2 separate regions of the Homo sapiens genome follow, and region 1 is linked to region 2. Evidence: chromatin loops called from intact Hi-C (ENCODE). Cell type or tissue: heart right ventricle. All regions are shown on one strand. Each heading gives the region's core, and the rest is flanking DNA. Links, peaks and the distances in the headings are about the cores only. Region 1 overlaps THUMPD3 (THUMP domain 3 tRNA guanosine methyltransferase). Region 2 overlaps SETD5 (SET domain containing 5).

Region 1 (14,168 bases), core at 5,531-13,530, 60 kb before region 2:
TTTTATAGACCCTTCTGGAATCCTTTCTGATTTTCATTGCTCTGCCCCAAATCAGGTGATTTTAAAGTTACTGCATTTTCTATTGAGTACTGATTTGTAATTTTGACTGTAGTTTCAGTATCCCTTAGGACCAAAAGTGTTTCAGATTTTTGGAGGGGGGTGGGGGGAGTTTTGGAATATTTGCATTATACTTGCCAGTTGAGCATTTCTTTTTTTTTTCTTTTTCTTTGAGACAGAGTCTTGCTCTGTCATCAGGCTGGAGTGCAATGGCGCGATCTTGGCTCACTGCAACCTCCGCCTCCCAGGTTCAAGCAATTCTCCTGCCTCAGCCTCCCCAGTAGCTGGGACTACAGGCGCCCGCCACCGCATCTGGCTAATTTTTGTATATTTAGTAGAAACGGGGTTTCACCATCCTGGCCAGGCTGGTCTCGAACTCCTAACCCCGTGATCCACCCGCCTCGACCTCCCAAAGTGCTGGGATTACAGGCCTGAGCCACTGCGCTCGGCCTGCCAGTTGAGCATTTCTAATCTGAAAATCCGAAATGCTGCACTGAGCATTTCCTTTCAGCATTGTGTTGGGGCTCAAAAAGTTTCAGATTTTTAGATGTGGGCTGCTCAACCTGTAGTAGGATTGCTACATTTTTAGAGGTGATCTAGTATTTCTTGAGGATTGAATTCACCAGAAAGAATACTGTTCAACTTAAGAAATTCTCTAAGTATCTCAGTATTTATTTACTTCAGCATATAGCAGATGTTTAACCTTTGGTGATGAAACATAAAAGAGATTTTCCTTTTAATTTGCATCAAAAATTCTTGCTCAGAAGTAATTAGGACTCACTCAAGGTAAAAAGTGAAGGTCAGAAAACTGCAATCTCACTATCATAAAGCTGATATATCTCATTACCACATAAGCAGTGAGAGGGCAAGGATTGTTGTCTATTTTTTTTTCCACCAATATATCCCACGCTCTTAGTGTCTGGCATATAGTAGGTACCCAGAAAATATCTGTGGGATGAATTGGTAAGCAAATGTTTTCCATCCAATATTTTAGCCAATACCCTCAGCAGCTTTGTGAAGATAGGCACTATTATTATCCTCATTAATCATTAGGCTTAGGACACATAAATAATTTCCCCAGGGCCACTCAGCTAGTAATCACAGAACTGGAGCTCAAATCCCCTGCTTTTAACCATTGCAGCATACAGTGTACCCTAGAAAGTCATCGAGGAAATATGATACAGCCCACCTGAGTGGCTTCACCTTTCTCTTCTCCCACAAAAGACGTGTTGCCCACAAAACACTTCATGCTTCTCTCTTTCCATCTGCCCTTTTTCCCTTTCTCTAGGGGAAAGCTGATTAGTAACCAAAGAGATGAGAAACTAGGGAGATGGGACATTTTAAAAATACAAAATATAGTTAGTAGCTGCTTTAAAACTATCATTCCTAATTTTTTAAATACTTAATTGTTGATAGCTTGTGCTGTTCAAAAGCTTTCTCAGAAATGTGTTTCTTTTTTTTTCACCCAGGTTCATTGTCTGAGATCAGTTGATAACTTATTTGTGGTGGTTCAGGAGTTTCAAGATTACCAGTTCAAACAAACAAAGGTGAGCTATCCTAAACATGGTGGCTGATTTTTGGCTGTCTTCCACAAAGAGATTATTTCCATTTTTCATAGTCTGTGAAAGTTTAGCATTACTGTAGTCTTTGTAATAGAGAATACTGGGAGGCTTTTACAGTAAAATCTAGAGTTTTGCTGACAGTCTATCCCAAAAGATGTTTTTTGAAAATTAGTATTGAAAACCATTAAAGTTTATAAGAAAGAAGAAAACACCTTGTTTTACTTGTAAGAGATATAAACCTTAGATTTGCTTTGCTTTTACATATATTTAGTTCCAAAAGAGAATTGCTTCCAGAACATGAACCAAAGAACAAGTGACAGTTTGTGTCTTCTACAAATAACACTTCCTCACCATCCTGCTTTTGCTCTGCTTTCTTCTCTTTCTTCATTTTTTGAAATAAAGCCAAAATAACATCTAAATACTCCTTCAGTTGTTAGGACAACAGCTTTGTCTCCAATATGTATTTAGCATCTGAATCCTAAATATTCAGCTGCTGCCTAAGCTGAAGGTTGAAAATAGATTGCAGCAAGGCTTTAGGTTTTTTCCACACTGCTTTTTGGTTAGGTTTCTAGAGTTAACCGCTTAAAAACATTTTTCTATCAGTTTTACGTATCTTAGAAATAATCTTTTTAAAAACAACTGTGATACGCTACCTAATTGTCTAACTTTTATTTATTGGCAAGCATGTTGATTTCCAAAACGTTATTCAAAAACGAGTCAAAGTTGTATGAACCCTCAGCCTAGAAAACAATAAGACCAGACCTAAAAGAAGTCAGACTTAAGGGCCTGGCGTGGTGGCTCACACCTGTAATCCCAGCACTTTGGGAGGCCGAGGCGGGTGGATCATGAGGTCAGGAGATCGAGACCATCCTGGCTAACACGGTGAAACCCCGTCTCTACTAAAAATATAAAAAATTAGCCGGGCGTAGTGGTGGGCGCCTGTAGTCCCAGCTACTCAGGAGGCTGAGGCAGGAGAATGGCGTGAACCCGGGAGGCGGAGCTGGCAGTGAGCAGAGATCACACCACTGCACTCCAGCCTGGGCGACAGAGCGAGACTCCATCTCAAAAAAAAAAGTCAGACTGAAAATAGATAAAAATTGTATTAAGTAAAAATCTAACTTTTAGAAAAGCTTAAAGCAATTCTAATGAGTTCTCTTAAGTATTCAGATGATAATCATGAATTTATTAGTCCCCACCCCCCTCTTTTAAAAAATATTGAGATGGGGTCTCACTATGTTGCCCAGGCTGGTCTCAAACTTCTGGGCTCAAGTGATCCTCCCACTTAAGCCTCCCAAAGTGCTGGGATTACAGGTGTAAGCCATTGCACCTGGCCCCCATTCCCCACCTCCACCCGCGCATATTTTTTTTTTTTTTTTTTTTGAGACAGAGTCTTGCTCTGTTGCCTAGGCTGGAGTGCAGTGGCACAATCTCAGCCTACTGCAACCTCTGCCACCTGGGTTCAAGCGATTCTCCTGCCTCAGCCTCCCGAGTAGCTGGGACTATAGGCATATGCCACCATGCCCGGCTAATTTTTGTATTTTTAGTAGAGACGGGGTTTCAGCATCTTGGCCAGGCTGGTCTTGAACTCCTGACCTCGTGATCCACCTGTCTTGGCCTCTCAAAGTGCTGGGGTTACAGGCGTAAGCCACCGCGCCTGGCCTCCATCTGCCTTTTTAAAAGTATGAACAAATCTGTGATTTATATGGGTTTTTAAAGACTAGTTAATACATGTATTTGGAGCAAACTTGTAAAGACTGAATGGATATAGAGTGAAAAGTAAGTCTTTGTTCCTATATCCTCATGCTATGCAGCTCCCTCCCTGGAGGCAACAACTGTTAGCAATTTCTTGGGTATTATTCTGGAGATATTTTACGAATAAATGTATTTTATTTACACAAATGAAAGCATAGCATACATACTTTTCTGCGCTATGCTTTTTTTTCATATACAAGTTGAGTATCCCTTATCTGAAATACTCGGGACCAGAAATGTTTTGGATTTTTGTTTGTTTGTTTTTTGAAATATTCTGGGTTGGGCATGGTGGCTCACACCTGTAATCCCAGCACTTTGGGAAGCCAAAGCAGGTGAATCATGAGGTCAGGAGTTTGAGAGCAGCATGGCCAAGGTGGTGAAACACCATCTCTACTAAAAATACAAAAATTAGCCGGGTGCGGTGGCGGGCTTCTGTAATTCCAGCTACTCGGGAGGCTGAGGCAGGAGAATCACTTGAACCCGGGAGGCAGAAGTTGCAGTGAGCCGAGATCACGCCACTGCACTCTAGTCTGGGCAACAGAGCAAGACTCCGTCTCAAAAAAAAAAAAAAAAAAAAAAAAGAAAGAAATACTCTGAGGGTGGAACCTATGTATAAATAAATCCAAGATTCATTTGTTTCATATATACGTTATACGTATAGCTTGACGGTAATTTTATATGATTTTTAAAATAATTTATACATGAAACAAAGTTTGTGTACACTGAACCATCAGAAAGCAAAGGTGTCACTATCTCAGCTACCTGTGTGGCATCATGTTGGCACTTCAAAAAAATTTTAGGTTTTGGATTTTGGACTTTGAGATTAGGAATGTTCAACCTATATGTTGGAGATCCTGGCAGTATCATTGCTGGAATTGGCTGCGTATACTCCATTGTTTGGCTGTATAATAATTTAACCAGTCCCATTTTAGGGCATGAGGGTTTTTCACATTCTTTTGCTATTACAGTGGTGCAACAAATACACTATGTAAATTCTTGTACATATTCAAACTGAGTGTCATCTTTGTGTTTATCCCATTGATACTTATTGATAATGACAACTGTTTAGTCTTAGTTTTGTCATGCTCATACTTTTTGTTTTTTCTTAATTTGAAAAATCTTTACATTATGTCTTTACTTTTTTCATATGCCTGTGTTTTCTAATAGTTTGGAAGGTTTATGTGTGTGTGTTCTAGCTGTTACCTTTATAACTACAATTTGATATTATCTACCTTATCTACCATATATACACGGTATTTTTTGAATCCCTGCTAAAAGCAATGATGAAATTGGCATATTTATACTTTTTTCCTTTATTTTTCAGTTATTTTTCTTAGTGTTCACCCTTAAACTTTTAAATATACTTACATTTTATTTATCAGCTTTAACTTCTATCCTTTGACCTCTGGGTGTAAGAGATGAGGGTATCAGTATGCCCATTTACATGCCAGTTTGTAACATTTACCTTCTGCTTTATAATCACAATCCCTACACTTGTTTTCATTTTAGTGATATAATTAAATAGATTATAGGCACATTATTTGTCCTTTTGTTATAATTTGTATCTGTTGAATGGCATGAGTTCAGAAATGTTTGTCTTTCACCTTTATATTTGGCTGATAGTTTGGGTATAAAATTTGGAGTTAGGCTTTCTTTCCTTAAGAATATTGTAGTCAGTGTTCATTCTCTTTTGTAAAAGATTTATTTTTTTAGACAAGATCTTGCTCTGTTGTCTAAGCTGGAGTGCATTGGCGTGATCATAGCTCATTGGAGCCTTGACCTCCCAGGCTCAAGCAGTCCTCCCATCTCAGCTTCCTGAGTAGCTGGGACTACAGGCACGTGCCACCATGCCCAGTTAATTTTTGTATTTTTTTGTGGAGACAGAGTTTTGCCATGTTGCCCAGTCTGGTCTCAAACTCCTAAGTTCAAGTGATCCACTTGCTTCAGCTTCCTAAAGTGCTGGGATTACAGGCATGAGCCACCATATCCAGCCCAGACTTTTTTTCTTGTCATTATTTCCCAAACAATACAGTATAACAACTATTTCCATAGCATTTACATTGTATCAGGTATCATAGGTAAGATAGAGATGATTTAAGTTACTCTTGAGAGGATGTGTGTAGGTCATATGTAGACACTATACCATTTTATATGAGGGACTTTTGAGCATCTTTGGGTTTTGGTGTCTTTGGCGGTCCTGGAACCAGTGTCCCCCACGGATACCAACTGTCCATAAGCAAAGTAGAGGTTTATTTGTTTGATTATAGTGGTGAGAAATGAATGAATTTCTTTCTCTGTCCTTTACAGGAAGAAGTTCTAAAGGATTTTGAAGACTTGGCTGGAAAACTCCCATGGTCAAACCCCTTAAAAGTGTGGAAAATTAATGCCAGTTTTAAAAAGAAAAAAGCAAAGCGCAAAAAGATAAATCAGAATTCAAGTAAAGAGAAGATTAATAATGGACAAGAAGTCAAAATCGATCAGAGAAATGTTAAAAAAGAGTTCACTAGCCATGCTTTAGATTCTCATATCTTAGATTATTATGAAAATCCAGCCATCAAAGAGGATGTATCAACATTAATAGGTGATGATTTGGCATCTTGCAAAGATGAGACTGATGAAAGCTCAAAAGAAGAAACTGAGCCTCAAGTGCTGAAGTTTAGAGTCACATGCAACAGGGCAGGAGAGAAACATTGCTTTACCTCAAATGAGGCTGCAAGAGATTTTGGGGGTGCTGTTCAAGATTATTTTAAGTGGAAGGCCGACATGACCAACTTTGATGTGGAGGTAGGTATAGGCTCTGACTGTGGTGATTGAAGAATGCTGTCACAGATTTGTAGAATTTCCAGACTAACCCAATGTTATGCACAATTAAACTGAGGAAATAGTAGGGTGTGGTTAAGAAGAGCATAGGCTATGGAGACAGATTTAGATCCAAATTTTAACTCCACAACTGTATAACTTTGGACTAGATAGTCTCTGAGCCTCTGTTTCAAATGGAGCCAATAATATTATGTACCTTTAAGGTTATCCTGAAGGATAAATGAGGTACATTTAAAATATTTGGTGCAATACCTTGCATACACTAAGTGCTCCATAGATGGAAGCCATCAAGGTTGAGTTGTCTGTTTTCTTTTTCTTTTTCGAGACAGAGTCTTGCTCTGTCACCCAGGCTAGAGTGCAGTGGTACGATCTCAGCTCACTGCAGCCTCCACCTTCCTGGTTCAAGTGATTCTTGTGCTCAGCCTCCCAAGTAGCTGGGGCTACAGGCACATGCCACCACACCTGGCTAATTTTTGTATTTTTTAATAGACATGGGGTTTCACCCTGTTGGCCAGGCTGGTCTCAAACTCCTGTAGTGATCTGCCTGTCTTGGCCTCCCAAAGTGCTGGGATTATAGCTGCACCTGGCCTGATTTCTAATAGACTACTCTTTTACTATATTATATGGACTTTCATATTATAAAATTCAACCAGAATTAAAATAGTTATTTTGTTTTTGTGTGTCTTGGTTGCAGAGCTTTGCTACTGAAAAAATAAAATAAGGCTGGGCGCAGTGGCTCACGCCTGTAATCCCAGCACTTTGGGAGGGAGGCCGAGGCAGGTGGATCACTTGAGGTCAGGAATTTGAGACCAGCGTGGCCAATATGGTGAAACCCTGTCTCTACTAAAAATACAAAAATTGGCCCGTCATGATGGCACACTCCTGTGGTCCCAGCTACTGGGGAGGCTGAGGCAGGAGAATCACTTGAACCAGGGAGGTGGAGGTTGCAGTGAGCCAAGATCATGCCACTGCACTTCAGCGTGGGTGACAGAGCAAGACTCCATCTCCAAAAAAAAAAAAAGTGCATTTTTTAAACAAACCCTGACCTTCTCAAACCAGGACATCATTGCTAATACTCATCCTAGAGTCAGCTCTCCTCTTTCTTAAATTCTGCTAGATTTCCAAAGCCAGGTACCTCATTTTAGTATATTTACTTTCCTTGGTCTTAATCCTCTTTTATCTGGGTGATTGACATGTGAACCATAGGAACTAAAGTATTTAAGTCTCTGACACCTTAAAACATCTCTAGCAGCTGATATATTTACCAAAGAGTCAATTTCCGTTGCTTTTGGGACACTTGAATCTGGGGCAAGTCACTGATTCTAACTTTTTTGTGCATGTCAAATCAGGAGTCTAATTCCCCATTCCTTTTTTTCCTCATACACTGCCTTGCAAATGAATACGTGGCTCACACCTGTAATTCCAGTACTTTGGGAGGCCTTGGCAGGCAGATCGCTTGAGCCCAAGAATTTGAGACCAGCCTGGGCAAAATAGTGAGACCCTGTCTCCACTAAAAATAAAATAAATATTTTAAAAAATAAAATGAATAGGTTAACCAGAACAGTGATGTCTAAAAGTTAGCAAGGTGATTCAGAGGAGTTTCTGGAGCCGTGCTGCATTGGTTTAAATCCCAGAGGAGGCTGGGTGTGGTGACACACACCTGTAATCCCAGCACTTTGGGAGGTCAAGATTGGAGGATTGTTTCAGGCCAGGAGTTCTAGACCAGCCTAGGCGACATAGGGAGACCCTGTCTCTACAAAAAATAAAAAAAAAATTAGCTGAGTATGATGACAGACACCTATAGTCCCAGGTACTTGGGAGGCTGAAGTAAGAGATTGCTTGAGCCCAGGAAGTCCAGGCCACAGTGATCTGTGATCATGCCACTGCACTCAATCCTGGGCGACAGAGTGAGACCCTGTCTCAAAAAGGGAATTCCTGAGGAGCTGTCTTTGTGCCTCAGTATCCTCATTTATAAAGGGAATAATACCTAGCTTAGGGGATGTGAATATGAGATGAGGCCATGTATGTAAAATGTGTAGAATAGTGCTTTGCATTAGGAAGTGCTGTATGAGTATCAGCTGTGCTTCTGCTGTGGTTAAGCTCAGGAAGTCTTTCAGTGAAAGATTGGGGAACATTTTGGTTTAGTTTAGTTCACTTTTGAGACAGGGTCTCGCTGTATCACCCAGACTGGAGTGCAGTGGTGCAATCATGGCTCACTAAAGCCTTGACCTCCCAGGCTCAGGCTGTCCTCCCACCTCAGCCTCCCGAGTAGCTGGGACTGTGGGCCTGTGCCACTGCACTCAGTGTAATAAGACTTTTTATTTGAGACTTTACCAATTTTTAAAACTTTTTTGTTGAGATACACTTTGCACCCCTTAAGTACACAAATCTTAAGTTTTCAGTAAGTTTTTACTTATATACACGATGTGTAAACAGCATCCAGATAGAGATACAAACTATTTCCAGTACCTCGGGCTCCCCTTGCCCTTTCCCAGTCAGTACCCACTCAAGGCAATCACTAATCTGACTGCTACCACCAAAAATTCGTTTTGCCAATTTTTGAACTTCATATAAATGAAATCATATAGTATATAGTTTTTTTCGTTCATTTTAATATCTATTATTTTCTTTTAATTCACTATGTTTATTGGCTACAACCAGATTTCACCCCAATTTTTATAACACAAACATATTTTGAAGGCTTAGAGGTTTTTTAATATGTATTTTTTAAATGTCTTAACTTTTTAGACAGTTCTGGGCTGTGGTGCGCTATGCCAATCAGGTGTCTGCACTAAGTTTGGCATCAATATGGTGACCTCCCAGGAGTAGGGGACCAACAGGTTGCCTAAGGAGGGGTGAACCGGCCCAGGTCAGAAAAGTCTTATTACTAAGCGCAGTTTGAACAATCCTAAAACTATTTTGTCTTGTTCCACTTTGCTATAGGTTCTTTTGAACATCCATGATAATGAAGTCATTGTGGGCATTGCATTGACTGAAGAGAGTCTCCACCGAAGAAATATAACACATTTTGGACCTACAACTCTTAGATCAACTCTTGCCTATGGGATGCTCAGGTAAGAAAATGAGTTTGCCATCCAGCTTAAAGTGGCACCTTGGTTTGAATGTTCCCTTCAAAATACTGATTTGTGTGTATGTGTGTTTGAGGTACTGTGTTGGAATAGAGTGGATAAAGAATAGAATGGAAAGCTAATGATCTATTTCTTTCCCTTCTATCCAATATTGACTCCTTGTGATCTGAAAATACTGCTTAATAGGTGGCTCAGTTTTCTTTATTTCTTTTTTTGAGACAAAGTCTCACTCTGTCGCCCAGACTGGACTGCAGTGGCGAGATCTCAGCTCACTGTAACCTCTGCCTCCCGGGTTCAAGCGATTCTCCTGTCTCAGCCGAATAGCTGGGATTACAGGTGCCTGCCACCACGCCCAGATAATTTTTGTATTTTTTTAATAGAGACGACATTTCACTATGTTGGCGAGGCTGGTCTCAAATACCTGACCTCAGGTGATCCACCCGCCTCGGCCTCCCAAAGTGCTGGGATTACAGGTGTAAGCCACCGCGCCCGGTTTTCTTGATTTTAAAATGAGAGTAATAGTTTTCACCTGCCTCTTGAATGAGGTTACCACATTTCTGTTTAGCAAGGATATGTGTGTTGGGAGATAAGAGTAAATTTTGCTGTTTCATTTCTGTGCAGTGAAAAAGATGAAAGCAGAGATTTTTATGTGTATAACGTGTAAATGAACAGAAAGAGCTTTTACTTATATTTTTAAGCTTTATACTCACAGCAACTCAGGAATCATCCTAGAATTTTTTGCTTTTCAGAGTACACGACCTATCTTTCCTTCTCCTTTGCCCTTCTCTCTTTTATTGGGTGCTTCTTTCCACCACTTGAAAATGTTTATTTTCTCTAAAGCTTCTGTTTTCCAGATGGCAAAATGGATTTGATGTGAGACTTAAAGGATTATTAGTGAGGATTAAATGCTGAAGCATATGCAAAATACCTATTATATACAGTGCCTGGTATGTCCTGGTAGTTAAGTCCAGTCATGCATCACTTAATGACAGGGATACATTCTGAAAAATGTGTCATCACGCAATTTCATCATTGTGCGAACCTCATGGAGTGTACCTACACAAATCTAGATGGTGTAGCCTACTACACACCTGGGCTATGTGGTATCTCCTATTGCTCCTAGGCTACAAACCTGTACAGCATGTTATTGTACTGAATATTGTAGTCAGTTGTAACGCAGTGGTATTTGTGTATCTAAACATAGAAAGGATAGGGCAAAATATGGTATTATAATTACTGCATTCATATATTTGGTCCACCATTGATTGGAAGATTGTCATGCAGTACACGACTGTATTCCTTCTCTTCCAATCTTTTATCTTCCTAACATATTAATTCAATGACGATAATAGAAAATTGGGCCCATTTGATAAAGGAAAATCTTCTAGTCTTCATTAATTTAACAAATATGCATTATCTACTGCCAGGCATATGGTAGAAACCAGGGATACAGAGAGGGTGTTATTTTGGGTGCAAATATTTAAAACCTAAGTAATCAAGTTTAGGATAAAAAAGTGATAATTGTGCCAGAGAGGGGTTTATTGGAAAGATAAAGAGAAATCTTGGGGATTCTACAGAAAAACTGAATGTTGGTTCTCAAGAAGGGTAGGAACCACATCTTGGAAAACCACCAGAAATGTAGGCAGCCATTTTTATCTCCCCTTAGAGCCTGTGGACTCTTGTCTCTTCTCATCTACATGCTTTCTCATCTAAATTTATGTATTTCCAATTCCAAACGACCAACCCACACTGCCTAGGGCTTTTAGCTCTTTGTTCCAAATTCCTGGAAGAGAGGATCTGATGGACATTGTTTTGGTCAGATATTCACCCCTGACCATCAGGAATGGCTTGGAGTACAGGGTGCTTACCCCCTCAAGAGGGTTGCCAAGGATTCTATTGCCATGTGTTGAGGAGTAGGAGCAAGGAGATAGAGCAGGACCAATGTTACAATAAGAACCCACTATTAACCCCCAAGAATCTGTCTTGTGAGGGAGATAAATAGTTATCATACATGCGATAAGTCCCACACCAGCACATGAAAAGATTAGAAGAACAAGAGAAGGGAAGAAACCTACTGACCTGTTTCAGGGTGGGATGCTTCATAAAGAGGATAACAGTTAAGCCACTAACAGTAATGCCTCTAATCTTGAATCTGTTACCTACTAGTTTTGTGTCCCTGGGCAGGTAACTTCATGTTTCCTTGCATCAGCTTACCTTTAAAATGAGAATAATGATAATTATCTAACAGGGTCCTTACTGAGGATTCTGTGAGATAATGCATGGAAAGAGCTTAAGTCCATGCCCAGGAAATACTAAGTGCTCAAAGTAAAGCATTTTTTTTTCCTTTTTTTATTACCTAGTCCCACAGAGCAATTTTTTTATATCAAGATTAGCTTTAAATTCAGAAGGAAAGGAATACTGAATGTCTCATTGCCAGTAACCTTATATTGATGCATGTTTGACTTGAGACATTTTTGAGTCTTTTTAATGTAATACAGGTTTCTGTTGAAAACAACACTGTTGTCAAAAAGTATGCATGAGCGTGTGTGTGTGTGTGTGTGTACACATGTGTACTTTAAGATGTCTGCAAACTAAATTTCATCTGAGAGTGAAATGGGATTTTGGAAGATAGTCAAAGGAGATTTAGTTATAAGGATTTTTTTTCCCCAAGTAATGGAATATACAGTCAACATATCATTATAAATTGATTTTATTTATTTATTTATTTATTTTTGAGACGGAGTCTTGCTCTGTCACCCAGGCTGCATCTTACATGATCTTGGCTCACTGCAATCCCCGCCTTCTGGGTTCAAGCAATTCTCGAGTCTCAGCCTTTGTACTAGCTGGGATTACAGGCACCCACCACCACGCCCAGCTAATTTTTTGTATTTTTAGTGGAGACGGGGTTTCGCCATGTTGGCCAGGCTGGTCTTGAATTCCTGACCTCAAGCGATCCACCCATCTCAGCCTCCCAAAGTGCTGGGATTACAGGCGTGAGTCACCGTGCGCGGCCACAAATTGATTTCTAAAATATGTGTAGATTGGTGTTCCTTCGGGCTAGTGTGGTAGGTCCTCAATCTTAAAGCTTCAGGAATCATCAGTATAGAAGCCTCAGCTTTTGAGTGAGTCTTCACATAGGCTGTTTTCTTTTCTCTAGGCTCTGTGATCCTCTACCTTATGATATAATAGTCGATCCAATGTGTGGAACTGGGGCAATACCAATAGAGGTAATCATATTTCTTTAGCTTTTAGATAAGAGTGATACATCCAGAATATTCTAGACCTAATGGGCAAATTAGACATAATGAAATCTCCATGGTTGGATCAGTGGACCCAAGAGTTTTAAAACAATTAACAATAGAAAGTGGAACTTTTTTGTAAAGAATGTAACTACTTATTTCAAAGAGCCATGTGCCACTGGCCTAGATACATTGTTAGTGACATCTATTCACTAGATTACAGAGGAAGCTGAGAATTACAAACTGCCGATGAGTCCTCTTTGTGTAACAGACAAGCTGGTAGACTTGAATGGGAAAAGATAATTGAAGGCATAAGCATAAACTGGAGGAAGGCAATTTTCTTCTCTGTAATCCACTTAAGTTCCTAGAGGGAATAAGTATAGTTGTAAAAAGGGGAAACTTATGAACATTACTTGGATTTTTTAGGAAGTCTAACAAGCTTAATACCAAATGCTCTTAGTTTTCAAAATTACCATGATATTGAGAGGACTCATAAAAACTGTGTAAAGCAAAGCAAGAAATGGAAAGGCATTTTCTAAATGGAGAATATTTCACAGTAGATTCCCCTTGAATAATCAGTATCATCTATATGTTTTTAAAGAATTTAGAAGAGGGAGCTCCCAGTAAAATCACTGAAGTTTGTGTGAAACATAGTAGTTCTTCCATATAGTATACTGACAGCCAATTTGAATAAACTGCAGGGAGACACAGCAGATTATATGATTGGGTAGAAACTGGACAGATGAGCAAGTCCAAAGCAAGCCCACAAGGGGAGAAATAATCCAAACTGTAATTAGAAAATGGTATCTGTTCTGGGAGTTAAAATCCAAGACTGAAATCATAGAAGTCTACATGTGACTGTGTTCCGTGAAAGCTAGAGAAATTACTGTGGCTTAAAGAGACTGCACAGTAAAAACCCAGTCCTTCTTGTGGCCAAGAAGGATTCTGGGAAGAAAGCAGAGTGTTGTTTTCTAGTATGAAATCATGATATGTGTATGAAATAGCAGGTAAGGTCACCGCATGTCAAGAAATACACAACAGAGCTCCGAGTAAAAATAAAGGCCGAAAAAAATTAAAACATGAAGTTTGAGCCATTTCCATGTAAGAGTAGACATGCAGATGTCAATGTAGAAAAACCTAAGCCGATATATGATCAAAATGAATAAAATTATGAATAAATTGACAAGGTATATATAAAGATTTGTTCACCAAAGTATAAAATACTTGATCTAGAATAATTTTTTTTTTTAATTTAGAAGTGTTATGCTATAAAACCCAATTCTTTCCAATGCTGAAAATCCAAATAGGTTTAGGAAAAAAAAAAAAGAATATTTGGGAATCGGAATCACTGAGAGCCTTCCTCAAACTCTAGGTCCCCTCTACATCCCCACCCACCCAAAATTCTGGGATACTTCAACTTCCCTTTTGTTTGATGTCATCGTAGGATTGTAGACAGGGTATGTTATCACCCTCAAGTGTCTGGGCAAAAGAAAAAGTTATGAAACACTGCACTCATGGATGAGAAGTATGTTACTGTTCACAAAGGAACACAAAGGTGTTTGCTACTCACCCCTAAGCAGAGGCAGACCTTTCCCGGCTTTCGTGTCAGAAACCTTCTGTTAATCTGCATAGAACATTGTTCAGGCCTA
Region 2 (17,157 bases), core at 7,659-15,658:
TAAATTAATAATAAATTGAAACTGTGATGCATTCATTTACCCCCTACTGTACACTCACATCTATTTCGCTGTTTTCCTCCTTTCCTTTTTTTCTTTCTTATTTGCTATTGCTTCTTCCTTGATTTACTTTATTTCTTCCTTCCTTTTACTGTTACTTTGATACTTTTATTTCTCTAATTCTGGGTGTACTATTTTAAATCGTTTCTAAAAAATAGTTTATTTTCCAGTTTTTTAAAATTAGAAATCATAAAACATCAACATAAATGAAATGCATGCGTTCTAATGCTTGGTAACTGGAATCCTATGAATAGCTCTTTTCATGTTTATGATATGTTAATCTTTAAGGTGTTAATAACTCTGGCTAGCGTTAAATTTGACTTTTAGGAAAAAACACCAGAGACTTAAAGGATACTGATCATTTTCCCTTCCTTTTTGGAAGGTAGAAAATTAATTTAAGCGCCATTTTTTAAGCATGTTTCCATTTGACCGCAAATAGAACTGACTCCTTTTTATCACTCTTTTTTATAGTAGGACAAGAAACTAGATGGTGTGGAATGAAGGGAAAGAAAGGAGTAATAAATATGGACTTGTAATTTAATGGGTGATGATGGCCCCTTGTCTGGCTGGACAGTTGTCGGACATCGGGTTAAAGAAAGAACTCTGAATTTGAGAAGTGTTCAGTGAAGAAGGGAAGCACCTTTTAGGAGAGAGAAAAAGAAGGGATCCCTTGGAAAATGAGATAATTCTAATTTGAAGGAAGAGGAAAAATTAGCCAGTGACATAAGTATTTACCATTTAAGTCAAATAATTTCCTTCTCTACCATCTCGTTTCTGGCTTTATGGAAAAATAAAAAATTAAAGGGCAAAAAATTCAGTGCCGGATGGACGTAGGGTGGTAAACGAGATAGTATAGATGTAGGATGATAAACAAGACAGTATACAGAAACATAATATAGCTGTAGAATTCCATTCTGTGTGTTCATCAATGTTATTTCTTTCTGTACTAATTTTTGTCTCAACTTTTTCTAGGTCTTCAGAACTACTAGCAGATAATTTGGGGGGACTTCATATTCAGAAGTCTATATAAAGGTGACTGACCCAAGTAAATCCTTTTAATTTCTGTTTTATTTTTTGCATTTTAATGACTGCTGGAATCATGTTGTAGTAAATTGTGATTATAATTTACTTAGCAGATATTTCTGGAACTTCTCTACGTGTCAGTTATTGTTTTGGCCATTGAAACTACAGCAGTGGATAAAAATCCCTGTTCTCATAGAGTTTATATTCTGGTAGGAAAAAACAAACAAATTATAATAAGAAAATACTGCATTTAGATGATCTGTTAAATGTTCCTCGGTTAACATTTTAATAGCTACATTTTACAGAGTTACTTAGGGAAGGAACTATTCTTAGGGTAATATTTGAGAAATTTGGGATTATTAACAGAATTTGAATTAAGAAGCCTCATCATTATTAAAGCATTAGTTAGAATGAGATGGTCAAGCTAACCTATTATGGTTGCTTTCATCAGAAGAATGAAACAGTCATGTTAAACTAGACACAAGGAAAATGGAATAATTTTTATGAAATAGAAATTTATAGTTACCGACAATGTTTCTTTTTTTTTTTTTTTTTTTTTTTGAGACAGAGTATCATTCTTGTTGTCCATGTTGAAGTGCAATGGTACAGTCTTGACTCACTGCAACCTCCGGCTCCCGGGTTCAAGCGATTCTCTTGCCTCAGCCTCCCAAGTAGCTGGGATTACAGGCGTCCGCCATCGTGCCCGGCTAATTTTTTTGTATTTTTAGTAGAGACAGGGTTTCACCGTGTTAGCCAGGCTGGTCTTAAACTCCTGACCTCAGGTGATCCGCCCACCTCAGCCTCCCAAAGTGTTGGAATTACAAGCGTGAGCCACTGCACCGGGCTGACTTAATGTTTCTTAAGGATTCATCAACTATCCAAAATAGCTGGGTTGGTGTTTCATTAGTGAATGTAGCAATCATTTATTCACTCATTAAGATGTTATCTGAAGTAACTTTTCCATCTTTTCCTTTTAGTATATCTTTTAAAAATTGCTCTAGGAAAAATATCAACTATCATCTTGGGTTTATAACTTGTCTTTTATCTAGAAACTGTACTTTTTTTTTTTTTTTTTTTGGAGAAAGAGTTTCACTTTTGCTCAGGCTGGAGTGCAGTGGCCCTGTCTCAGCTCACTGCAGTCTCTGCTTCCCAGATTCAAACGATTCTCGTGCCTCAGCCTCCCAAGTAGCTGGGATCACAGGCATATGCCAACATGCCCAGCTAATTTTTGTATTTTTAGTAGAGATAGGGTTTCACCGTGAAACCATGCATTTTTTAAATGGGTGTACAGTCGTAATGGCTACAACAAAGGGTTTTTAATGATATTAAGTACGGTTTTTGGTTTAAGTCTTTTACTGAAAATATAAAACAATTCAGATTCCCTTTGCTGATCAGGGGAGGTACGGTGATAATCAGACTTTCATATGATTATCTGGTCAGACAGCTTTGGGGCTTTTCTTTTAATCTGAATTATACAGTAAGACTAATAGAAAGAGTAGTGACCAACAGCCCCCAGTATTTAACTGTCTTTTGGGTTTACTTGATGAGTGTTCTTGTTTTATCATTTACAGATTTTACTTCAATTTCCCAAAGGCTTAGAAGATGTACTGCCAAGGTCTCTGTTTGGATATACTGTTAGGGAAAGGAAACATACATGTGTAAGACTGGCCTAAAGGCAAAAAAGTTCATCAGTCCCTTTTTTTTTTTTTTTTTTTTTTTTTTTTTTTTTTTTTTTGGCAACAGGGACTCACTTTGTTGCCCAGGCTGAGTGCAGTGGCATGATCTCAGCTCACTGCAACCTCCACCTCCCAGGCTCAAGCAATCCTCCCACCTCAGCCTCTTGAGTTAGCTGGGACTACAGGTGCATGCCACCACACCAGATTTATTTTTTTTTTTTGAGATGGAGTCTCACTCTGTCGCCCAAGCTGGAGTGCAGTGGCGTGATCTCGGCTCACTGCAACCTCCACCTCCTGGGTTCAAGAGATTCTCCTGCCTCAGCCTCCTGAGTAGCTGGGATTACCAGCGTGTGCCACTACAGCTAATTTTTGTGTTTTTAGTAGAGAAGGGGTTTCACCACATTGGCCAGGCTGGTCTCGAATTCCTGACCTCAAGTGATCCACCCACCTTGGCCTCCCAAAATGCTGGGATTACAGGTGTGAGCCACCGCGCCTGGCGCACACCAGGTAAATTTTGTATTTTTAGTAGAGACAGGATCTCGCCATGTTTCCCAGGCTGGTCTCGAACTCCCAAGCTCAAGCAATCCACCTGCCTCAGCCTCCCAAAGTGCTGGGATGACAGGAATGAGCCACTTCATCTGGCCCAGTCATTTCCCAGCCCAGCTATATGTCACCTCCAATTGGGTGTAGGAACAGGCGTATTGTCATACCCAGAGGTCTCACTTCATCATCTAGGCTGGAGTGCAGTGCATGATTATGGCTCACCTCAGCCTCTACCTCCTGTGCTCAGGTGATCCTCCCACCTCAGCTCCCAAGTAGCTGGGACCACAGGCACACATCACCATGGCTGGCTGATATTTTTTTACTATTTTTGTAGAGTTGGGGTCTCACTATGTTGTCTCAGCTGGTCTCAAATTCCTGGACTCAAGTGATCCTTCCACCTTGGCCTCCTAAAGTGTTGGTATTACAGTTGTGAACCACTGCACCCAGCCCACAATTTTTTTTATTTGCATTAATATCAAAGTAAGATTGGAGCATCTCAGACCATCTACCATTTACAATTTACATTAACCGGCCAGGCACGGTGGCTCACGCCTATAGTCCTAGCACTTTGAGAGGCTGAGGTGTGAGTGGATCACCGGAGGTCAGGAGTTCAAGACCGCCTGGCCAACATAGTGAAACTTCATCTCTACTAAAAGTACAAAAATTAGCCAGACATGGTGGCAGGCGCCTGTAATCCTAACTACTTGGGAAGCTGAGGCAGGAGAATCTCTTGAAGCCAGGAGGCGGAGGTTGTAGTGAGCCAAGATTGCGCCATTACACTTCAGTCTGGGCAACAAAAGTGAAACTGTCTCAAAAAATAAAAATAAAATTTACATTAACCCCCTGGGTTGACTCAGTCGGTATCATGTACTTTTCATTCCTTTAGTTTTTTTAGTATTAATAATTGTTCTAATGTCTTATTATGAATCAGTGTATCAGTCATGACTCTCTTTGTAGTCTTTTTTGCAAAAGTCCTTGTTAACATGGGTCTTTGACATTCACATTGACTTTATTCCCCCCCAAATAAAATGCTTTTTGTTTCATCCTTTCAATGTTTTTTACACTACTGTAAAACTACTAATGTAAAGTCACACAAAGAACACTTGTTTCCCTCTGCACCATACCTCCAAATCTCTTAATCTATTTTTGCATTTTTTTATACTTCAGTAATTTCTGAGTCTTTCTGTTCCCAGCTTTCACTGGTTTATGGTCACCATGTCAAGCTATCCTCACCGCTTTTTCATACACAGTTGTTTAGTCTTTATCATGAAACTGTACTCTTCGTGATTTCGGGGGTTTTTTTGTTGTTTTTAAAAAGTAGTCAACTTTTTTAGAGCAGTTTTAGGTTCACAGGAAAATTCATCAGGAGATACAGAGATTTCCCATGCACCCTCTGCACCCACGCATGCATAGCCTCCTCCTGGTTTATATTTTTGTTCATATCTAGCAGCGTATTATTACCCCACAAATAAAGTTGCTAAGATGATTGCATCTTCTCCCAAAATTATAGTTAAGATGATTTAAAAGAAGGAAGAGAGTGTTCAATGACAAAAGAAGGCACTAAGAAACAGCTGTTTCCAATCAAGTATAAACAACAAATTGATCTCTTTTAATTTGGAAGAAATAACATTATTGACTGCTTGTGAAACTGCATTTATTTGTGGCCTAGGAAAAAAACTTAAATGAAGATCTTGAATTTTTAAAGAGTTTAGGTAAACTGGGATATTTTTAATAACCATCCTTTATCTTAAAACTTGTTTGCTATATCCTAGGCTGCCAGAAAATTTTGTTTGGGCAGTTTTAGAATGGGGAGAATGTGTTGGTTAGTGAGATAGGCAGACTCTTCCTTTCCCTTCAACTGAAAAGAAAAACAAAAGTAAACATAACTTTTTGCCCCCTACTTTGTGAAACATTAATGAAATGCATAGTAAACATGGGACACTGTGGCTGTATTTATTTTATAATTATCCCTTAAAAGCCTTATTCAAGAATGCAGAAAAATATTCAGTAACATTTAAGATAAACTTGAAGAACTATCTGATAACTAGGTATTTATTTTACTAGATATTTTCCTTTTCTGTTACAGGATTCCTCATGTCCATAACATGTTGGATGAGGCTCTGCAGCTCACCCCCACTCTCAGAGTGGTCAGTCTCCATTAATTGGACCCCGTGATTTCCAATCTCTGCTGTGTTGGACGTCATGAGCATTGCAATCCCTCTGGGAGTCACCACATCAGATACATCCTACTCAGATATGGCTGCTGGATCAGAGTAAGTGCTACTTTCTAGGTAGTAGGTACATTATCAGTCTGTGTGGAGACAGCCTTCTTATGGATAGCTAATAGGATAATATGTAGTATTTTCTTAACCAGATCCTATTCCACTGTAATTAACATTAGACCTTTCCCTTTACCCCCATTGAAGGTGGTGGAAAAAAGGAATTAGAAGGGGAAGGAAGAGTTTTCAGAGGGGTATTTCTGGGCAAATAATTAATAGAACCAAAGTTGCAAAGTAGGAATTCATTTTCATTTGTTTTAATGGGTGGAGAAAATTGGAATAAAGTAGGTGTTACTACCTGCTTCTGTAGAGTTAATGATTCTGATGGAGGGAGATAAGAAGGTGTTCTTTCCAACTGATTTTCCTTGAAGTCCTCTTCCTATGTACTTCCCATTGTTCTAGAGTAAAGGGGCCGAAACTATATGGGCAGGTTGCCTAGACCTTCTGACATCTGGGGTAGAAAACATGGAGAACAGCGTCATCTGTTTTTTTATAATATTCGTTGCCTAGAAAGAGGACCTTCAAAATCAGTGGTACCAAACTTTTTTTTCAGCTAAGAGCAGCTTTAGGAATTCAGAGTTTGTCCAAAGGCCCAATCCCTAAAATTATACTCTCAATTCTTGAAGAATGTAAATGCCAAATGACAATGAAGGTAGGCCTTCATTATACAACTTTATATATATTATTCACAGTTTTAAAATTTTTAGTCTTTTGTATCCCTTCTCTTTTAAGTTGTCCGAGATTCCCCCTGCTCACAGATTCCCCCTCTTGTCCTTTTACCTCCCTTGTACCCAATCTTCCTTGCTTACAGAAAGGAAGTGGAAGCCCCCTACCTTTCAAGACGAAGTGGCACTACACCAGGATGTGAAAGTCCAGCGAAAGAGACCCAAGGGGCCTAGGGGGCAGCACACCCCCAGAAGCCAAGTCTATTCCAGGCAGTACCAGGGATTAGGGTCTGGGCTGGAAAAATCCTGGTGTTTTGAATATGTTCAGGTCCAGTTCAGACTCTTGATCCCACAGCCACTTCTTGAGTGAGGTGGGTGTTGCTCTAATTCCCCTGTTTCTCTTGCCATTTTCACAGTCCCTGGGGATTCTTCCCCCTTCAGCAAAGCAAAGCAACTGTACCAGATTTCTGGGTTGAATGACATCCCTGATTAATAAGTGGTTTTCTTCCTTAAAACAGAATATTATTAAAGAGCATGTATATTTCTTCATAAAGCCACCTAATATAACTTACCTGTTTACTGAGTTCCTTAAAGAGGAAGACTTAAAGCTACCCTGAGAAATAGTATATAATATTCTGGGGTAGTCTAAAATGAAAAGCAGTGTTTGGGCTTATTCCCATATAAAAAGGAGAAAGGAGGGTTGGGGGTGGGGAAGGGTTGATTTTGTTTCTTCTAGAGCTTTTTTCTTCTTTTGTTTTTGTTTGTTTTGTTTTGTTTGCATGCAAAAGGTATTTAGTTATGTCAGTAACTGAGACTTACTTAACCATTTTACAACTCTTTCCCCAAATAAAGTACTTAAAACTCTCCCTGCATTAGTAGGTAGCCAGTTTGTATTGTGTTTATAGGTTTTTATAAAGTCAGCTACTAACCTGGTACTATGTAGATTGTCTAACTGTATAGATAGATAGCATTAACATTTGTGAGAAATTTCAACAAAGAGGTTAAACCAATACGTTTGGAATTGCTGGATAAAAGACCCAGAGCAGTTAATCTTACAATTGGTGTTTTCCCCAAAGTATAGACATGACTGCCCGTAAATACTGCTGGGGAGTCTAGGACTAATTCCAGAAATAAAAATACTTCTGGTCTACAAATGTGACTGCGCTGTCTCTGTTAACACCAACATATCCTAGGATTTCCTGAAACATTTTCATTCATGATCTCCAGACAGATTTGTGATACTGTGGTCATAACTAGCTACATAGTTATGCATTTCTGCAAAGGGAAAGAATGTCAGTAACTAGCTACATACCATTCTGTTAAATTATTAATGATATTTATTAATGTTTCATCATGCCTATTTCGCTGTTCTGGGCACTTTAAGATTAAACCTGGTATTAAGTGCAGCATACTCAACTAGATGTAGACTTCACTTCATAGAATTTTAAATCTGATGGCAACTATATGCAATACGCATTTATTTTTGTGTGTGTTTGTAGGAAAATTTGTAGATGTAACAAGCAAAACAAAGATTTTTCTGAATTTCCAACTCTACCATAACAGAATTTCAGGCATTTTCCAAGAAATGGCATGATAGCAGCTGGGTTGCATGTTGTACTTAGAACACTGTTGATGGAGTATATCTGTTGTGAGCCTGGTTTCTGTGTATGTGTCCAATTCAGTGATAGGAGAAGAAAGCCTGTAATTACATTTGCATAAAGTGGTTGGCTGCTAAAGAGATGTAATTCCATTATTCCAAACTTTTAATTCATATTTTAAAATATAAAAACTAGTATATATATCAAGGAATATTTTAGGAAATCTTGTAGTTACCTGTAAGTGTCTAACTGTGTATTCAATCAGTAACCAATATGGAAATTGCAGAGTTTCTTCATCAGAAGATATGAGTTTAAATTTTATATTTGGCATGCACAGCAATATATTAAATGCTGTGCTTAACTAGAAAGTATTGTGCAGTGTGATGGCCTTTTAACCTCCACAATATACATTTTATTTTTATTCCCTAGACTTGCACATGAAGTGCATATGTTCATATTTACCCGTTTGGAGATGGGTAAGATACAACCAGCATAGCTCCATCTCCATGGCCATCTTTGATTTCATGCAACTTTCCTTTTTCCTGTCCCCCTCCCACCAAAAAAAAATCCATTCCTAATAAACAGCTATCATGTTTCACTCCATGTGTTCAGTGGTACAAAACCTATATAAAATATGTACAGCTCTTTGGAATACTTGTTTATCTAGTAATGTACCTAGTAAATTAACAATGTTGTATAAATTTATTACTTTCTTTTAACTGTCCATCATAGAAACTAAATTATACCTTCATTTTATTAATGCTTGTCTGCCTTTGGTTTCATTTAGGAAACCCCACCTGTTTCCTAATACTCAGAGATGATTGCCTCTCAGTGAGCCATGTTCAGATCATCTTTTTCTCAAGAATACTGACCTGCATTCTTGATGTACCCCTCCCCCGTTCCCATCTTGCAGACACTTTTAAGTAATAAAATGCATGCACCTCACTAACAGAGAATACTTTCCTCTGTCTAAAGTTCTTCACTTAGAAATTTCCTTTGCTGTTATTAATAAGATCCTTTCTCACAGTTTTGGAGCATATAACTGGGTGAGTTGGATACATATCTCAGAATTTTCTTTGATCCCTCACTTCTCAATTGACATTGCACCACATTGAACTGCACACTTATTCCTGCTGTACTATATATTGTATATCTTTAAGCAGGAAAAAATGACTTGTTATTTCAAGCGAACAATATGCATTATTTGACTCCCTGAAAGACCCATTAATCTCTAAGTTAGAGTTATACCAATCATCGGAGTTTCTAATTTGTGAATCTGTGTTCTAATTAATATAAATTACAAATTACTATTCTATTCTGCAAAGCCATACAAACTTTATATTTTTGAATTACCCTTCAGTATTCCCTAAAACCTAACCAGGTAACAATCAGAGTTGAAGTTCTTTCTTCCCATAAACCTGATTTTTATCCTTTGCCATCAAAGCCTTTTTATTGTAAAGGCTTATATTAATTTTCTAAGTTTGAATACATGTATAATTCTACAATAATACATTGCGCTTGAATAGTTTATTTTCTACTCACAAAGGGTACAAAAAGATACTAAACCAAGCTTCTCACTAAGCCTGGTTAATAAAGGTCTCAAATAATTTTCTTTAAAGGACTGAATGTCATTCTCATTTCTGTAGTGGAAAGAGCATAGACTTTGGAGTCAGACAGACTTTGTTTCAAATCTTAGCTGTGTCAGTGTGTAACCTTGGGGAAGTCATGTAATCTCACCACCACATCTTCCCACTCTGTAAAAATGGAGTATATACCATGTTTAGTGGTTGCTGAAATTAAATGAATTAATATGTATTTAAAGCACCTAACAAATATTGGGCAGTTCACAATGGTAGCCATTACTGTTGTTATTATTTGTCAGTAGACTAACATAACTTTACAGTTTAGTTTTTATTTTGAAGTTCTATGGTATTATCATGCAGCTGATAAATAATTTTGTCCTTAATATGCTTGCATGTCATTGGTGGATGAGAAATTATTACTCTAATATTTGAAAGGTGTTGGGGGTTCATCAAGATGAGAGGTATGATAAATATAAGATGCCATTGTTTTTACCTGTACTTTCTTCAGGGTATCCTGTCTTGGTAGTGAATGGAAGAGGGCCTGGTCCCTGGGGCAGTGCAGAAGGCACTTTGATCATCTCACTCACTGCAAATGTCATGTGAGGTTTCATGGAAGTATTAAGAGATCCAATTAAGAAGAATAGTTCTGAGTCTAAACCAGCCCAGAGTGGCTTCTCTAGGGGAAACTCCCCGCTCAGCTGGTACGTTTGTGTTTGTCATTAGGGACACCTTGTATCTCAGGTGCCTGCCTTCAGACATCTGCCTGTACTGGCTTCATGTTACACACAAATCCACATTTAATAACACTCCTACTGTTATTTATAGGCTTAGTTATGTTAATAAGATTGTTTCACCGAGTTCTTTCTCTTATCCTAGTGGCTAGTGGTTGTGGAAAGAGGAGGGGTTAGAATGGGAAATGAAGTGTTAGTTTAAGGGAAGATTAGGTGTTATGCTATCATGCATTGCTTTTCGCCTTTGTGCAGCCCTGAATCTGTGGAGGCTAGTCCAGCAGTTAATGAGAAGAGCGTGTATTCCACTCATAATTATGGGACCACTCAGAGGCATGGGTGTCGAGGACTGCCTTATGCTGTGAGTATGCATTTGTTTCTCTCCAGAACAGTGATCTTCCTGGAGTGTAATCCATTCTTATACATTGTGACTTTCTTGAAATGTTTATATGCAGCATGACGAAGTTGCCCCTTTTGCACTTCCCTGACTCCAGCGGACGTCTAGCCCTGCATCATTGTTCTTGTTTTTATGTCCCAGTTGACCTTGGCATTTTGTTTTATCACTTTCCTGGTTGAAGCCAAAAAACAAAGGGTACTACTTTCTTCTTTCTTTCCATATGTACCATACTTTAGGGGAGAGAGGGGCCAGTGTTTGGACACTGTTGATTTAAAAAATCTTATTTTCAGGATCATAATTACGGAGCCCCTCCTCCTCCGACACCTCCTGCTTCTCCCCCTGTCCAGACGATCATCCCTCGTTCTGACCTGAATGGCCTGCCGTCGCCTGTAGAGGAACGCTGTGGAGACAGCCCGAACTCTGAAGGAGAAACTGTACCTACCTGGTGTCCTTGTGGTCTTTCTCAGGATGGCTTCCTTCTCAACTGTGACAAGTGCAGGTAAGATCCTGTTCCATCTAAATTTAAGTCTGGGTTGCTGGGATTAGGGTTTCTTACAAGTAGGGAAAAGCTCAAAGTATTCTTTCTTGTGTTTGTTAATGTAGATGATTCCTTAGTGCTCCTTGGCTCGAATTCTCTGCACTAGGTGAGAATTGCTGACAACAAGGAATGAGAGATTGATGTTAAAGCTATTGAATTTGATATGAAATTTAATGTCCTGGAAACATTTGGTAGGTGGGAGGGAGGGGGTAGCATATGCAGAGACACTTCGCCCATGTGTGCTATGATGTGATGCATGCTGTTGGAAGGACTACTTTAAGTTTATTTTCCCTCTTTAGGGGAATGAGCAGGGGGAAGGTTATTAGACTTCATCGGCGGAAGCAGGACAACATATCAGGTGAGCGGAAGATGGGTTAGGTCCACAATTTGACATAAAAATATTCTGTGATCTGAATGTTCATTTTAAGAACCCCTCTTGGCCAGGCGCAGTGGCTTACGCCTGTAATCTCACCACTTAGGGAGGCCAAAGCGGGCGGATCACCTGAGGTCGGGAGTTTGAGACCAGCCTGACCAACATGGAGAAACCCCATCTCTACTGAAAATCCAAAATAGCCAGGTGTGGTGGCGCATGCCTGTAATCCCAGCTACTTGGGAGGCTGAGGCAGGAGAATCGCTTGAACCCGGGAGGCGGAAGTTGCCATGAGCTGAGATTGCGCCAGTGCACTCCAGCCTGGGCAACAAGAGCAAAACTCCCTCTCAAAAAAAAAAAAAAAAAAAAAAGAACCCCTCTTACAAGTTCCCATGGTCCCCCAGCCAGCTCTTTTCACAGAAAGAGATAGAAGTCCTCTCAAGACCACTGTATAGTTCTCTCATTGTAAACGAAATGTGTTGAGAACAGTTTAGTCCTGTAGCAAAGTATTCCTTGTGAACACAAAAAATATGGATTCCTGTTTTAAAAATTAGCCAGTCTCAAATTGTTATAGATTGAGTCAGCGAAGCTTAGGGACTGAATACAAGGGGAGAAATAAATACCATGAGGAACAGGGTTTATATGCTTAATGCCAATGACATAGAATCTTGTTTTCTTAAGGAAGATGAGTATTTAACGTTGCTTTACAGATGATAAGAGTTAATAGTGGAAGTAATGGCTTACTGCATGTGGGGCACACCTAAAAGAATAAGCTACTTTTAATGTACTTTTGAGGCTATTAGTACCTGAACTATGAAATCATCATTTTTCAGGTGGGGATAGCAGTGCAACAGAAAGCTGGGATGAGGAGCTTTCTCCTTCCACTGTGTTGTATACAGCAACACAGCACACACCTACAAGCATCACCTTAACTGTTAGAAGAACCAAACCCAAGAAGCGGAAAAAGAGTCCAGAAAAGGGTCGTGCAGCACCAAAGACGAAGAAAATCAAGGTATGCAGGGTAAAAATATCTTAAATAGAAATTGTCTGAAATAGCTTAAATTTTGGAGCAAGAATGCACCAAAATTCTTTTAAGAAGTTTGATCCAGGTGTTTGAAGGGCCACTTTTGTTCTACTTGCAAAAATCAGCTAATCTGTGTTATGTACATGTAGACCAACCTCTCTTCTGCCACACCATATCATCACCACTGGCTCAAAGTTTCTTCTACTCCAGTCCCCATCCCAGGTATGAAATTCCAGCCCTACCTGGCACAATCCCGTATGTGTTGCAGCCTCAAGTCTAGGCTTCCACTATCCTTACAGTATCTCCCCACCTCTCAACCCCAAAGTACAGTCTGAAATTCTTGTCCTGGTTACATGCCTCATGTCTTTGGGTTGATTGTTTTTCCTTGTTTCAAAAAAAATAAAAATCAGGAAACATCTCTTGTATGGTCTAGGTTTCCTCAGTGTCATGGTCACTTTCCTGTATTCTCAGCTAAAATGTCTACGGGAGAAACTTCTTCTGGTTTGTGTTCTTTCTTCCCCATCACAGCAACTTTGTTGCTTCTAGGTGACTTGTTCATCCCTTGTTAAGGGGATTGGTCTTTGTTTCCTTCTTAGTTTCAAAACTGGTAAATCTGCAACTTTAAAGTTTTTTTTTATTTACTTTTTCTCTTAGTATCAGAGGTGCATATAGGATTTAAGAGATGCATGCTCTTCCCTGTTAATTACCTAGCTTCACAGTAGAAAGTATTAAAATTAGTCTCAGAGTTCATTGGCCTTGAGCTACCCCTATTCTTGGTAATAGTTTGGGGAATTCCATTGTATTTTTTACCTAGAGAAAGGGGGACAGAATAGAACACTAGTTTGTGCCTTAGTTTTAGTCTCAGATAGGTATAACTGTCATTCTTGGTACCAAGTTTTGTTTGTTCTACTTGTTTTCCTCCTTGGGATAGGCATTTCGAGAGGGATCCCGGAAGTCCTTGCGGATGAAGGTAAGGGGTAATCTTCGCTGATGCTGTGTTTTACTTCACTGTGATCTTGCATTTTGGTCAGCTTCTTTCCTGACATTGATGGTCTGGGAATCTTGGACTCTGCTTTTCATTAGTTTGTAGTTGTTGCCATTCAGTTTTCATAGAGCTTTTCTCCAAAGTAGATTTTCTTGGCCATTTTCTGAAATATTTTCCCTTTCTGTAATCAGCCTTCATTGATTGGTTTTTCATTCATTGCTTTCCTAGGGGGTAAGTGACATTTTTCCAAACAAAATGAGGCTAGTGTGTTCTGTCACTGTGATTGAACTCAACCTTAGGAGTGGAGTTTTTCTGGTAATGATACAGGATCTCTTGTGCATCTACCCTAGCACTGTGTGGGCTTTAATTGCAGGACGCTTGTATTATTGATAAGAATTACTGTTTTCTCTTAGCATATCTGTTTGGTGGAAAAAACTTAGGTAATGCTAGCATGTTTCTTAAGATATCAAATAAAAGAGTTTATGAAGTATGATTTTGTAAAGAACTTGGAGAATAGAGCAAGTATGTGGAATGGTTTAAAAGAAGTGTAAGGTGCTGGTTGATTAAAAATAGCTTGCCAAAAGGAGATTTGATTATGCTGTCTGGTATCCTCCTTTACGTGTGTGTGTGTGTGTGTGTGTGTGTGTATAAATATATATATATGAGGAAAACATGCCTCTCAAATTATTACTGGGGGCTTCAAAGCATTTAAATAGAATTAAATTCAAGTTTATGAGTATTCATATTCCTAAATGATACAAAAGCAGGATCTTTCCTATTGAGAGTTATAGGGCATAAATATTAAAATCTTTAGTAAGGCCAGGCGCAGTAGCTCACGCCTGTAATCCTAGCACTTTGGAAGACCAAGGCAAGTGGATCACCTGAGGTCAGGAATTCAAGACCAGCCTGGCCAACATGGTGAAACCCCATCTCTACTAAAAATACCAAAATTAGCCAGGCGTGGTGGCAGGCACCTGTAGTCCCAGCTGCTTGGGAGGCTGAGGCAGGAGAATCGCTTGAACCCAGGAGGCAGTGGTTGTAGTGAGCCGAGATCACGCCACTGCACTCCAGCCTGGGCAACAGAGCAAGACTCCATCTCAAAAAAAAAAAAAAATTCAGTAAGGATAAGCTTTTTAGGATTGCTTTATGTGCAGCACCAGTGTGACTGGTGTTAGCAAAGATTACAGGTAGCACTTTACCTAAAGTTTGAAGGCCCCACTTAGTATCTATCTTTAAACAGACTTGCACATACCTGTGAAAGAGTTGGGAGAGGACTCAGAGCTACAGAGCATCAGAGGCCTGGGATGTGTCTTGGAAGACAAATCAATCATGCCTTTGCTGGATCCGTCTCTTGCAAGTGGCCAAGTTTGCTTTAGCTTCCCCTTTATTTTTGTCTCATTTGCTTAGAGAGGGGCCTTTTAAATAGACTTTGGAGGCAGATAATAGCCCTAATCCTGGCTACTAAATGCTTTTCTCTTATCAAGCAACTATCATAACTTATCTCCAGAAGCTCGAAACCTTTCAAAAGCTATAAACTGGCTCTACCAGAAAACTGCACATAAACCCCATATTTTGCTTACAGTTTTGGGAGGTTGACAGCCTCACAGGTGTGTTAAAATTTAGAAAAAAAAATTACTAGTCATTTTGATTCTTTTAATTCTAAATTGAGTTATAAATTTTATGCTCAGAATTACTAGTTTAAAACTCCTCCAGTGATCCAGGTGGGAGCCATAAGAATTAGAAAAAATTATCATTTGGATTTTTAATCCCAGTGTCAAGAGCAGCTTCCCTACTGAAGACTTAATTGTAAATCAGGGTTTCTCAGTCTTGACACTGTTGACAGTTTGGACCAGATAATTCTTTGTTGTGGAAGGGACTGTTCTGTGCTTTCAAGATGTGAACAGGATCCCTGGTGTCTACCCACTAGATGCCGGTAACACTCATACACTCAGTTGAGATTATCAAAAATGTCTTCAGATATTACCAAATGTCACCTGGGTGCAAAATTTCCCTCAATTGAGAACCACTACTCTAAACCCAACTGAGGTAGAGTCTCTAATGCCTTGAAGGATGGGACAGCAGAGTAAACACACAGTGAGATTAGCGAACAATGGCTAATACTGTGACAGAGGCTTCCAGAATACAGTACACTTATCAAGTGTAAGTTTAACAATTGCCACTTAAAGCTGGGAATATTGTTTGGACACTGCCAGTCCCCCTAGTCTGTAAGCTCCATTAAGCCTAAGGTTTTGCACTATTCTTTTGCGCAACTGCTACTGATGTCAAGCAGGCGATACTCTGATTGTCAGTATGTTGGCTTTAGGTGTTTCTTTAGATCCCTTTGTTTATTGTTCAGTCTTTTGGACTCTAGTAAGAAATGTGGAGACAATAGTGTTGATTTTTTTTCTTCTATACTCCTGTTCCTTGCAGAAAGGATAGTAGACAATAATCAGTCAGCAACAGTGATGCAAAAGTGGTAAAAGAAAGTGTTATGATAAGCATCAGTGTTTTCTGTGCCATTCATAGAAAGTATATTTAATTTTATTGTACCTGTTTGCAAGTTTAATGTGGACATGGATTTTCAAGTAGCTTTGGTACTACAGTGTCTTTTCCTTCTAATCATCACTAGCATGACATCATCACTGTCAGTGTTTGTTTTGTTTTCTGATGGCACTTAAGTCTTGAACACCGTGGAGGAGAACATGTATTGGGCTTATGCTTTGTCTCTGTAGCTCAGGCACTGTCTGCCTAGGAAGCTGTTCCTGAGTTGTAGTAATCTTTTCTCAATACTGTCACCATAGAGGGCAATGGTTTTCCTAGAGGAGTATAGCAAAGTACCTCCTAGACATTTTCTATATTCTCCCTACCTACTCCTCTCCCCTCACTTCACCTCTTCAGATTATTTAGAATGTGGTAATTTAAATTGTTGAAAATAGAGTGTTAGAAAGATATACTCAAATAATAACTTTTTATATGGGTAGTAAGATTGGGATTGGATTAATGAGATTGATTGATTAAGATCACATCTAGGTTTAGAATGAACATGTATTATGAAAATAATAAGTGATACAAAAACATGCATTCTCCTGGAGAATAGTCAAAAAACCAGTTTGGGCTAACACTTAACACAGATATTCAGTGAGTATGAAAAATTTAAGCAGTGATAAATTTGAGGTCTCTACTGTTCATTTGTATGAAGATTTTCTTATGAACTTGATGTCAGTCCTTTGATTAGAAAATTGATTTTTATGACTTTAAAATGGTCATAAAATCACAGTGATGGGATGAAACTATGATCCAGATTAATTTCTTACTTTATAAATGGAGAAACTGAGCTTCCCCATTTAAAGAAGTTATTCAAGGTCTCACCTCTCATTGGTAACAAAAGCATGATAGAAACCAGATCCTCTGACTCCCAGTCCATTACTCTTTTATGCCACATCAATTGCCAAGTGATAAATTTTCTCTGGAACCCCAGCTTGTCCCACCCCCATTCCCAACCCTCTATTTATGCATGGACTTTACTAACCTCCCTGAATTTGTTTTCTACAGAATTCTCCCTCTGAAGCACAGAATTTAGATGAGAATACAACTGAGGGCTGGGAAAATCGGATAAGACTATGGACTGACCAGTATGAAGAAGCTTTCACTAATCAGTACAGTGCAGATGTACAGAACGCGCTTGAACAAC

Evidence for each region. Peaks named below come from ENCODE experiments on the same cell type or tissue, not always from the same donor. Only the 100,000 strongest peaks of a DNase experiment are listed, where the experiment ranks them.
Region 1: it touches region 2 in a loop (1.9-fold over the local background); 58 of 110 quality-filtered maps call a loop at or near these places.

What each region holds. Positions count from the first base shown.
Region 1 is chr3:9,365,382-9,379,549 of GRCh38, forward strand. It overlaps THUMPD3 (THUMP domain 3 tRNA guanosine methyltransferase), which reads left to right. Exons shown (of 10, transcript NM_001114092.2): 3 at 1,527-1,604; 4 at 5,679-6,155; 5 at 9,135-9,265; 6 at 12,438-12,507. Among named protein-coding and RNA genes, the nearest start is that of THUMPD3, 9.4 kb to the left of the region's middle. In heart right ventricle, for the core only: no CTCF peak of the experiment used is centred there; no DNase peak of the experiment used is centred there.
Region 2 is chr3:9,423,438-9,440,594 of GRCh38, forward strand. SETD5 (SET domain containing 5) reads left to right here. Exons shown (of 23, transcript NM_001080517.3): 2 at 1,030-1,089; 3 at 5,386-5,572; 4 at 10,408-10,513; 5 at 10,897-11,048; 6 at 11,387-11,445; 7 at 12,291-12,469; 8 at 17,019-17,157. The coding sequence starts at 5,502. Among named protein-coding and RNA genes, the nearest start is that of SETD5, 34 kb to the left of the region's middle. In heart right ventricle, for the core only: no CTCF peak of the experiment used is centred there; no DNase peak of the experiment used is centred there; H3K27ac peaks cover 1,464 bases.